Linked DNA regions of Mus musculus: region 2 is linked to region 1. A link is a contact called in ENCODE POLR2A ChIA-PET data. All regions are on one chromosome and are shown on one strand. Each heading gives the region's core, a stretch centred on a gene start or an enhancer-like site at or near the end of the contact. The rest is flanking DNA. Distances are from core to core; before and after follow the strand shown. Region 1 holds the start of Vash2 (vasohibin 2). Region 2 holds the start of Tatdn3 (TatD DNase domain containing 3).

The links. ChIA-PET counts read pairs that join two places held with the same protein, here RNA polymerase II (POLR2A).
Region 2: POLR2A ChIA-PET joins it to region 1 with 15 read pairs in Patski. The contact joins the promoter of Tatdn3 here to the promoter of Vash2 in region 1. POLR2A ChIA-PET finds 5 or more read pairs at or near these places in 3 of 5 experiments (Patski and embryonic stem cell).

What each region holds. Positions count from the first base shown.
Region 1 is chr1:190,976,345-190,981,871 of GRCm38, forward strand. Vash2 (vasohibin 2) reads right to left here and starts at 2,654. Exons shown (of 8, transcript NM_144879.2): 1 at 2,362-2,654; 2 at 1,837-2,243. The coding sequence starts at 2,112.
Region 2 is chr1:191,060,328-191,065,854 of GRCm38, forward strand. It overlaps Tatdn3 (TatD DNase domain containing 3), which reads right to left and starts at 2,583. Exons shown (of 10, transcript NM_001357166.1): 1 at 2,474-2,583; 2 at 898-930. The coding sequence starts at 2,530. Nsl1 (NSL1, MIS12 kinetochore complex component) reads left to right here and starts at 2,694. Exons shown (of 6, transcript NM_198654.3): 1 at 2,694-2,945; 2 at 4,848-4,926. The coding sequence starts at 2,712.

The DNA of each region.
Region 1 (5,527 bases), core at 1,404-3,903:
GAGGCTCTTGGTTACAATGAAAATACAAAAGATACTTATAAGAAAAGTGAATGTTCTTTTTCTTTTTTTGAAACAAGGTCTCAGTACACATTCTAGGCTGGCTTTGAACTCACTGTGGGGCCCAAGGTAGCCTTGAATTTATAATTTTTGCCTCTCCCTCCTGAGTGTTTAGAGTTCAGATCTTCACCACCATTCCTGCGCAGAATATCCTTTTATAAAAAGGAAGTACTCAGCTACAATCCTGGAAGCATCAGGTGTTAGTCTTGGGGAGTAGAAACCTATGTTCTAAATTACCTGGTGGATACTTCGAATACTGCATCTGTGGCAAACCAGCCACAGTCCTAGCCAAGAGCAGACAGACACGAAAAAGAAGTGGAAAAGAAAGACGAAGAAGTGGAAGAAGAGAGAGGCGGAGAAAAAAGAGGAGAAAGAGGAAAAGAAGGAACGGGAAGGAGCAAAGAGGAGAGAGGGAAGGGAGAGGAGGCCACAGAGAACAAAGGCAGTGTCCCACTGTCTCAATCACACTCCTGCCTAACTCTCAGGACTCGAGAGATATCTTCAATAGTAAGATCCAATGCTTGTCACATGGAGAAGGGCTCCCCGCACATGGAGCTGGGGTAAAAACGAAGGCACAGTGAGTGAGGTGCAGGATTCAGAAAGCCTGCTCAAAACAGTGGCATTCAGTCTCCACTCCCTCTGCCCAACTCTCTCATGTTTAAAGACTCTGGTGACTCATGGTAAGCAGAGAAAGATGCTGAAGTCAGAGCCAGGGCTGCCCGAGTTCAAGAGCAAGGATTATTACTGCTGATACTCCCACAGACAAGCTTCTAGCGCAGGTAAGCTCCTATCCTTTGGACAGAATAAACTCCCTGCCTAGCAAAGTAATAAAACACGATGAAGCAGGAAGCAGAGAACATCCTCCACTTCCCCAAGGACACACACAGCCTTCTGGCCTGCAGGCTTGCATGCTCAGCTGTCGCCAGCCAGGACCGGGACTGACTGCTGCCATGTCTCTGGGATATGTGATTCCTGCACCTCTCAGGAGTCCTGCTCAGCAAACGGGATCCCTGGGGTCCAGGGAAGCCACCTCCATGGCCACACTCCAGGTTTTCATTTTATATAACACGACACTCCCACCAGAGAACATGTCTCTCTGTAACCATATCCTTGGCCACTGAGCTCAGTTGCTCCCTGGCTGCTCTCCCGAGTAAAAAAGAGAGGGTCACTTGGTGTCTCCCTTTACTCCAGAGACTAATTCATCCAGTGTCCTGGAAAGTCCCTTTAAGCCACAGCCAAATGCTTCATTGGCGCCAGATTAAGCTGGTAAGGGACAGGTCACTGTTCTCTGTAAGCTTCAGAGGTAAAAATCAAAAATCACTGTCATAAAAGGATAGGAAGAGTGTGATGATGAAGATGAAGATGGTTAGCAAAAACTCTAGGAATGATTCACACTGAGAAGTCTGGCTGATTGATTACAAATTCACTCCATAAGTCATTTGCTAGGGAGACCTGGGGGTGGGGGGGGAGGTAAAACACTCACGGAGGGCAGATAGGGTGGACCCTGGGGTTCTATGCTTTCTTGGAGTGGTTGGTGTTGACCTGGTGACATTAGCTTTTGATGAAGATATTACAGGAGCTGAATACATAATGGATTTGGCTCAGCCCAACCTCAGAGCTTAGCCAGCAAGCCCCCTGCCTGCTCCTCTTGGCAGCAGAACAGGACTCAGTAGCTGGACACGAGGTCTCTTCTCCCTGCCCTGCCAAGGATGGGCTGAGCAGGTCCCATCCCTGCCAACCCGCCCATCCCATCCCACCCTTTCCAGCGAAGCCACTGACCTTAGCCAGGAAGGCAGCGTTTCTGATGGCGCCTACCATCTCTCCCCCTCTGGGGTGGACCTTGGCAACGTGCAGCCACATCCGCTCCCAGGTGTGGCTATCGATCGGGAACCCGCTCTTGTTCACGTGGAACAGCACCCCGCCGTCTTTGTCCTCCTCCTCGGAGCCCCCGCTGGTGGCGAGGCTCACGGGCCGCGCGTGGCTGCTCCGGGATCGGGTGCCTTTGGTGATTTTGGGGTGGGGGCAGCGGTGAGTGTCGGCGGCAGAGCCGGTCATGATGAGGGGCACACGGCAAGGGGGCGGAGGACGCCGGCACGCCGGGGATCAGGGCCCCGCGGGAGGTTGGGGTGGCCTTTAACTCTCGCGGCCGTAGGACACACGAAGGGAACCCCGCTCACCGACCGGGCCTGAAAGCAGTGGAAACAGCAGACACTGCAGCTCAATAAGACAGGCATGGGGGTTCCCGCCTCGCTGCCCCAGACCCACCCTTCAGGACTAACGCGAGCTTCCAGCCCCGCCGATTACCTAGCAAGGCGGCTGGAAAGACGCCACGAAGCCTCACACCCAGCTGCACTCGGGGATGGGGAGGCATGCAAGGAGCGCGGGGTGAGGAGGGGACGGGGTAGGAAAAAGCAAGACAGCTGTGTAGCAAGAAGACTCGAGGGTCCCCTCCAGCTTCACGCATCCCTGGGTCCCCAGATGTGGTGGACTGCCACGGTCCCACAGCGAGCGGGCACGTGAGCGCCCGGGGTTGGCGCGAGGGAGCCGCAGCAGCCTCTGCTTGTTAGGGAGGCCTGGCGTCTTCCCGGAAGCCCCCCGAACCCTGGCGCGAGAGGGGCGGCTCCAGCCGGGGTTCCCGGGCAAGCGCAGCGCCGCCCCCTTCCCGCGGGTCCCGCGCGGGCACCGCGAGTGGCAGCTGCGGGCCGCCACGACGCGCGCGGGGCCCGGGGACCCACCTCGGGCCGGCCTCATTGCTGCAGAAGGCTGTTGGGGTTGAGGCGGTCGTCGCCTCATTCCATGTCCCATTCTCGAATGTTATTCTGTGACATATAACTGAGTCACCCGGGCAGCCGCCGATGTTCCGAATGCGGCCATTGGACACCGCAACAAAGAGGGGCGGGTCCCGAGCTTGGGACTCTACAACCCGGAGCTCTGCGTCTCTGCGATTGGTTCCAGGGTTCCCGGGCGGGAGGGGATACGAGTTAGGGAAGCTGGGCTGCCACGCGAAATCCGATGCTGCAGTATCCTGGGAGCCCCGCGGAGCTGGAGCGACTGTCCAGGGACTAAGATCCAGTTTCCCTCGGGCAGAGGCGCAGCAGCTAAGCTCCGGAGATGAGATAAGGAAGTAGTGGGCCTGGTGGAGCAGTGTTGGTCGAGGAGCTGGGCACAGTGACTACACAGGGCTCTGGGTGGCTCTAGGAAAGGCCAACTTTAATACTTATTTAAATTCTCCATTACAAGTTTCTCCCCAGATTAACAAGTGTGTACAGCCCTGAATCCTCTATTAGTAGATGTGGATAACAAGGTTCTTCAACCCAAGCTGCTGTGAGAGGCAATTCGAGCCCCTTCTGTTCTGTAGTCACTGTAGAGGGATGCTTGAAGCCAAGGGAGTGGCCTTCCCACAGCTTCTCCTCCTCTTCTTTGTCGTCGTCTTCCTCTTTGTCGTCTTCTCCTCCTCCTCCTCCTCCTCCTCCTCCTCCTCCTCCTCCTCCTCCTCTTCCTTCCTTCCTTCCTTCCTTCCTTCCCTTCTTCTTCTTCTTCTTCTTCTTCTTCTTCTTCTTCTTCTTCTTCTTCTTCTTCTTCTTCTTCCTTCTATCTCTCTCTCTCTCTTTCCCTCTCTCTCTCCCCCTCCCTCCCCCCCAGCCCGTGTGTGTGTGTGTGTGTGTGTGTGTGTGGTGTGTGGTGTGTGTGTGGTGTGGTGTGTGTGTGTGTGTGTGTGTGTGTGTGTGTGTGTTTATACGTGAGGCTGGAGTATTGGGTTCAGCGAGTTAAGATCACTGTCTTTAAGGAAGACCAGCACTTTGGGTTCAGCACCCGTTCTCAGCTTCAGGAGGATCACACAAGTTGGGCCTCCTGGGCACCTGCGCTCTCATGTTTGTGCTGACTCTGACATATATGCAAAGACATGTAATTTAAAAATATTAGAAATAAATATTTTTAAACCTTTTACATTTTGCATTTGTCGTGTGTAAGTGTGCAGGTGTACGGATTTGGAGAGCGTGTGTAAGTATGTAGGTGTACGTGTGGAGTGTGTGTGTGTGTGTGTGTGTGTGTGTGTGTGTGTGTCGAGATCAGAGGACAAAGTACTGGTGGCCATTCTCTCATTATACCACATAGGTTCCAGGGGTCAAACTCAGGACCTCGGGCTTGGTGACCAGCCAGTAACCACTGAGCCATCTCACCAGCCCAAAGTACCTTTTTCTTAGTGATAGTGTCTTCCTTCTTGCTTCCTCCATCCCACCCTCCCTCTCTCACTTCCTCTCTCTCTTACTTTTATTTTGAGAAAGAGCAAGCCAAAGTGGAAGAAGCCACAGACTGCTGACCCTGAGGTCCAATAAGTCTAGGTTTGTCTCTTGCTGAGTTGTGTATCCCAGGACACACAGTTCATCTGCTCTGTGAGGAAAACCAGAGCCCCTTTGGCTCTTAGGTCATGTAACTTTCTTTGGAACATCTAGGAGCCTGTCTGTCAACCATGGGAAGCAAATCTCCCAGCTGGACACCATGGGGAAGAGCCCTGCCTAGGACTAGTTTCTGGCTGCTCAGCTCTATGTGGGAGTTGGGATGGAAACCTCTATGAGGCAGGCAGGGTGGGAGCCAGGATCAGTAGAGGATCAATGGAGGCAACCTGGGTTCTAAACCTACCAGGACAGAGCCCTGGGCATGAGACTATGGATGGAGTCATCACTGAGCACAGTAACGCCAGTCTATGTCAGAACATTCTTAACGGTCCTCGGGCAACAAGCACACCTGGGAAAGAATCAGGAGGGAGAAGACAATGTGTGCCCAGGGAATCTCGTTCCTAATTAAAAGGAAACCCACCTGTTTGCTCATCCCAAACGCCCTTCTCTCCTGTCTGCAGTTCATCCTTAAGTCCATCTCTCTCCCTTCCACGTCCCTGGTACCCAGACCAGAAAAGGAACTCAGGGCAGCACTTCTGTGGACTGGGATTTGGCCTGCTCGCCCCTTAGAGAAAACAGCTCAAAGGACAGCAAAGACCAGGCTCGCCACCCTTACTGTGACGAGGCTGCCCACAGATGGACCAAGTCCAGCCAGGTCTGCTCAGCTTGGTCAGTCGGAGCCTGAATCCTGCTTTGCCTAAGTAGGAACCCCAGACACCAGAAAGAGATAATGGTCACCTTCCTGCTTTGAACTGTGTCTAGCATGGTCTTTTGACAGTGAGGGGAAAAGCTGCCAAGGTCTGAAGCACACACAGGACTAGCGATTTGCATGCTGCTTTGCATTGCTCCCTAACTGTGCTGAGAGCTGGTCTTGCCATACAGAGGATCAAGGCAGCATCCAGTGAGTGCTTGGTCTCTGCTGAGCATAGCCTGAGCCCTTCACATGTATGCCCTTACGTGATGCTTACAAGGATCCTGTGGGCTTTAAAGTAACACTAGGGAAGCTTGGGTAATTTCCACTAGGTCCAGACAGCAAAGCTGTGGTTTGGATGTTGAATGCCTTCCCTACAGCC
Region 2 (5,527 bases), core at 1,333-3,832, 84 kb after region 1:
ATGATTACCACTGAACTCTTATTATTTAAGGTCATATGTTTACTGCGTATTAATGTCACCTCATTAACCTATAAAGACCAAAGGTAAGCATTTCTTTAATTCATTGGACAGAAACTGCATTTTGGGAGGAACCACCATCCTTAGGCTCATGTGATCCCAAAGCCCACAAGCCAGTTAAGCTGCCACAATGGCAGTGTACACGTAATTCCAGAAATACTTCCAAGATTCTGTAATTTTTACTTTTAAATTTTATTCTCTATGTGTGTGCCTGCAGTATGTGTGTGTGTGTGCACTGTGTACACACCGCATGCAGTGAGTGGAAATCAGAGGACACCTTTCTGGAGTTGGAGTCAGTTCTGTGCTTCCACTGCAGTCCCAGGAATTGAGCTTGCAATATCAGACTTGCAAGTGCTTTTCTCCACTGAGACATCTCTACAGCCCTTGATAACTTTTTCTAACAAACCAAAATGTTTCCAAAGACTGTAATACACCCTTGATCTCCAAAATAATATGACTTTAAAACTCAAAAGACTGACTGCCCCATTCTCCAGTGCTGCTAAGCATGGTGGCTGTAGGGACACATTTTTAAATCAGACCAGCATGTCTCTATCATTTCATTAGCATGTGCCTTTGTCCTGCTACTAACCTGCAGACATTAGATTCCTCATCTATCAAATGGAGAATATATGACTATAAAAGAGTAACTTCCTCAGAAGGTGAGACTTTAAATGATCTAAAGTTCAGTGGGGGGTTAGCTCTGTGGCTGGCACAGAGTGAGAGCTTAAATATACTGCTGACCACGGAAACAGCAGAGTCTGCCTACTTGGTCCCTAAAAACAGTATGTTGAATGAAACAGGAAGGGCACAAAAGGGGGGGGGATATGGATTCTAGCTTACCTTCCTGGCTTTCTCCAACACATCATCCAGATCCTACAACAAACAGAAGCAACCACGTTTGTTTTACACGAGTAATTAACTGCTCTTGGTCCATATACAGGCAGCAGAGGCACCATTAAGGACAACATTGTTAGCAAGGAACAGAGTGGCAGAAAATGAAGTCACCCTCCTCCTTACTCTCACAGTCCATGATGCACACTATATCAAAACAGAGATCTCTGTTGCCAAACACACAGAGCTTTCCTGTCCTCTCTCACTCTGTCCCTCAGAGGCTTCTGGACATTTCCCTCATGATTTGCTTTCACAGCCTAGTGGTAGGTAACTCTTCAGTCTCCTTGACTGATTCTCTGTCCTTTTTGTGACTTCAAGCTCTTCTGTTCTCTTTCCACTTGCCTTAAGGGATTCTGCCTTTTTCCTTTGTTTGTTTAACATCCTCGACCACACTATGTAAGATCTCTATCACTAAGCTATATCCTCCCCTTCTCGTGGTTTTTGATACCATGCTGAATCTCCAACTTACAGAGTTTTTACTCTCTCCAAGACCCACGACTCACATTTGAAATGATTATGTATTCTAATCTTTCCACTTGGATGAGATCAGACTTAACCAATATCCCCCCACTAGGATTTCCAGCTGCCCACCTGCCCACTCTGATCCCAAACCTTTTCTCGTCTCAGCAAAGGCCATCACCATCTTCCTTACAGGAAGCACAAACTGAAATCTAAGTCATGCTCGATTTCTTCCTCCCCTTGCTGTTCTTATCCAAGGCATGCATGTACTGTTGGTGTTATTCCTAAAATTTGTTGAGTACATGGTATTCTCATGATATTCTCACTGTACTGGCTTCTACCAGCTCTTGTCTGTAAACTGAGACGTTTCCTAAATGCTCTCACTTTCTCTCCTCCACCTTTTTGCCACTCAGCAGCAAATTTGTCTTCAGAATATTCGCTCTCTATATATATTTAAAATGGGTTTGTTTTTAAACTTTTAAGGGTTAAGACTGTGCATCTAATGCAATCCAAATGTCTTACTGACCTTGACCTACCCTTCCCAGCTCCTGGAAATTTCTCCTTTATTAAGTGTTTCCAGCTGCTGGTTAACTAAAACAGATCAAATTCTATAATGTATGGGAGGTCTACAACCTGCCGGTGTTCATCACTACCATACACTCACACCCTAAGCGTCACCTCCTAAGAAAAAGGCACCTACTTCTCCTTCCTCTTCACTTTCCCCAATGTAGCCGGTAAAACCTATTTCCATCCCTACACATTCACTCCATCAAGTGTTATTATTTTTGTTTGTCCCTCTGCCGGGCCAGAACTAGAACCTCTGCTAAGGGCTTGGATGGATCAGCACACCTCAAGAGTGGTAGGAGAAAGGGGTGTTGAGACGACAAACTAAAGCTTCATAGAAATAGTTAACCGCCGTGTAAGATGAGGAATGTCAGTTCCAGGACGCTGGTTCGAAAGGGTCGCCATAGACTAGGTACGGTCTGAGGATTTGGGGGAGAAAAACTTGCGGGAAAGGAGACACGGCCCTCCCGACTCCCGCAAGCCCCAAGTCCCCCTCACATACGTTGTCAAAGTCCGAGGCGGAGAGATGGCAGTGACAGTCCACTAACCCCAAACCCATAGCTACTCCTGCAGGCTTCTCGACTGCAAGCCAGGCGGCGGAACTCTGGGGCCGCGGAACCCGAGGCGGAACCTTGCGGCGGCGGCGGATCGGGTTTCCAGTCGGACGCGTGCAGGAGCGTTCCAGGGAGGGAAGCATCCTTCCGGTCTCAGCGATTCCCGCCTTAGTTTAAACCGGGAAGATGGCGGCTGTCTCTGAAACAGTGCTCGTCTCCGCCCCGCAGGACCACGATGCCCAGGCCGCCTCAGACCCTCAGGCCACGGCAGCAGACTCTCCCCTAGAGGACTTCCGAGTGCGCTGCACCTTGAAGAGGGCGGTGATGGAAGTGATGGAGATGTGCGGTCGCTTCGTGCAGGAGCTCGGGGCCGTGCTGCCGGAGGACGTCCGCGAGCTCGCGCTGCGGGACGCACAGTGGGTACGGACCCCTCTTTCCCGGTCCTCACCCAGCGCATCCTGGCTCTGGCTCGGGGCCCATGTCAGGCCTTCGCAGATGGAACGATGCCCAAGACTGGCTTGGGAAATGCCAGGGAAGGCAACTAGATGCTAGTGCCGCCTGGGTGCTGCTTCCTGTCAGGAACATACAGGGCGAACACGTATGTAATCTTAAGAAGCAGGCGGTATTAAGTGTACCCATATTCTTGAACATGTACAGCGCTATACGTATAAACAAGGCATCACATTTTGCTTTCATAGCAAGCTTTCAAATCTTGTGTTTTACAAAACATTTCTTTTGGTAGTTAAGTGCGCAGTAAAGACAAAGTCGCTCTCCTGTGGGCCAGCGCAACTTTGCTGGTTGGTATGAGGAATTCTCCAGGAAATGATAATCCTTGAAGTCAGTCATCTGGCTAGGTTTTTGGTCATTGTTATTGTTTTTGTTTGTTTTTATAACATCGTGTGGATTCGGGGAGAAAACATTTTCTTTTTAAGTTGAAAATAGATGAAGAAGCTGTCTTGGTGTTAAATTTTACCAAGTTCTAGTTGAGCTGGTCATGACAGTGTATGCCAAGTACTCGGAAGGCAGGGGCATGCAAATCTCTGTGAGTTCGAGACTAGTCTGGTCCACGCCGTGAGTTCCAGACAAGCCAGGGCTACGTAGAACCTGTGCATCCTGTTGCTCCCCCGGCACCCATAAACCCTTAGAACACACTTATTTCTCCTATATTTTGTGTACCCCTGAATATGATGGTTTCTGGGAAAAGACACTAGAGATCGAAGGACTGCTAACTCAAGCAGATAAACAGCCTATATGTAGGGGAAAGTTTCAAGCTTGTAACAGCACATTCATGACCAATGACAAGAGTGCAGAGTAAATATAGAGGTTGTCAGCATCAAAAACTAAAACAACAGTGGTTAAGGGAAAGAATAATGAAGAAACCTTCCTTGGATTGTAGTTTTATACCCCAGTTTTGGGAATAGTAGCTCCTGTGTTATTCTCTCCTTAGAAGTAAGGCAAGGAGAGAAACGGCACTTAATGTTTTTAATAGTTATCTTGGGAGATGACTGTAACTAAGAGGGTTTATCTGATTATAGAAAAATGCTAAGATAATGAGAACATTTACATGTAGGAATAGACAAATGTGACTTCACCTCTAATAGCTTGTTGAATGAGATCTTAAAGAGAATCAGAAGTAGAGAAGGTTTGTTGATAAACATCTAGGAAAGACTGAGAAACACAGTGACATTCTTAAATGATAGATGAAACAGCAATGAGTATTTCAAAGACAATTTGTTTTCTAAATGTCCTCAAGAGTTTAATATAGTAAGAATCTTATCCTATAAAATAGGTTTTTTTTTCCCTTTAGTGCTAAGAATTGAAAGCAGAGCCTTCCTTGCTCTTGCTAGCAAAGTGTTGTCCACTGAGCTATATCACAGCCCTTTTTATAAGATACTAGTATAGAATACATACTCTAGCTCATAATTATCAGTCATTATTTATGCTTACTTCTTAATTATAGAAGTGGTACAGAAGGCGTGCCCATTGACAACAGTTTCAAACAATCTCGTATTTTAAGTCCTCCTTGACTTCCCCATCCATCCTGAACCCTTCCTGGGGACAACTTACTGTTGCATAGCCCTGCACTTCTCTAGAGGCTGCCACTCTCTGTTGTTTGTCACTTATCTGGCCGTAGTGACGGTGTTATAGATAGAGCCAGTGCAGTCTCTACCATGCGCCATGGGTATTTAGCCCCTCTCCTAAGAGTTAATTTTCCCACTGTTTCCATTCCAGTTCACCAAGAGTCCATTATTTTTTACTAACGCGTTTGAGTTCTGTGTCAGAGTCACTTTTACTGACTTGGCTGTGCTGGATTTATTGTAGACATTTGAGTCGGCTGTGCAGGAGAACGTCAGCTTTAACGGACAGGCCTGGGAGGAAGCTAAAGAGCATGGCTTAATGGGTATGTGATTTAAGTCTTTCTTCTGTGGTTAATCTCTGAGGCTTTTATTTTGAATGCTAATTTCCAAACCTGTTCTCAGTCTCTCTGTGGTGTTTGAGTAAGAATGGCCTCCCTGCCCATCTCAGTGACTTCACAGACAACAGGGAGTGGCACTATTTGAGGAGGTGTGGCCTTGTTGGAGGAAGTGTGTCTGTCACTGGAGTGGGCCTTGAGGTGTCCCATGCCGTCTCAGTCTGTCTCTCTGTCTCTGTCTAACTGTCTGTCGAACTCTGTTGCTCTTTCCCCCCTGTTCCCCTTGTGGGTCTGGATGTAGCTCTCTGCTACTCCAATGCTTTGCATGCATGCCACCAGGCTCCCCACCACGATGATAATGGACTAAGTTTTTGAAACTGTAAGCAAACCCCCAGTTAAATGCTTTCTTTTATAAGAGTTGCCTTAGTTATGGTTGTAAGCCCCTTGAGGTACCAGAGAATGGACAGGCCCCACCCTACAGAAAAAAAAAAGCCCACCAATCCCTGATCTTGCCCCCAAGATTATGCCCCACATAATCCCACCAATCACAGGCCACCCTAGAAAGCTTCATGCCTCCTCCCTACAAGAA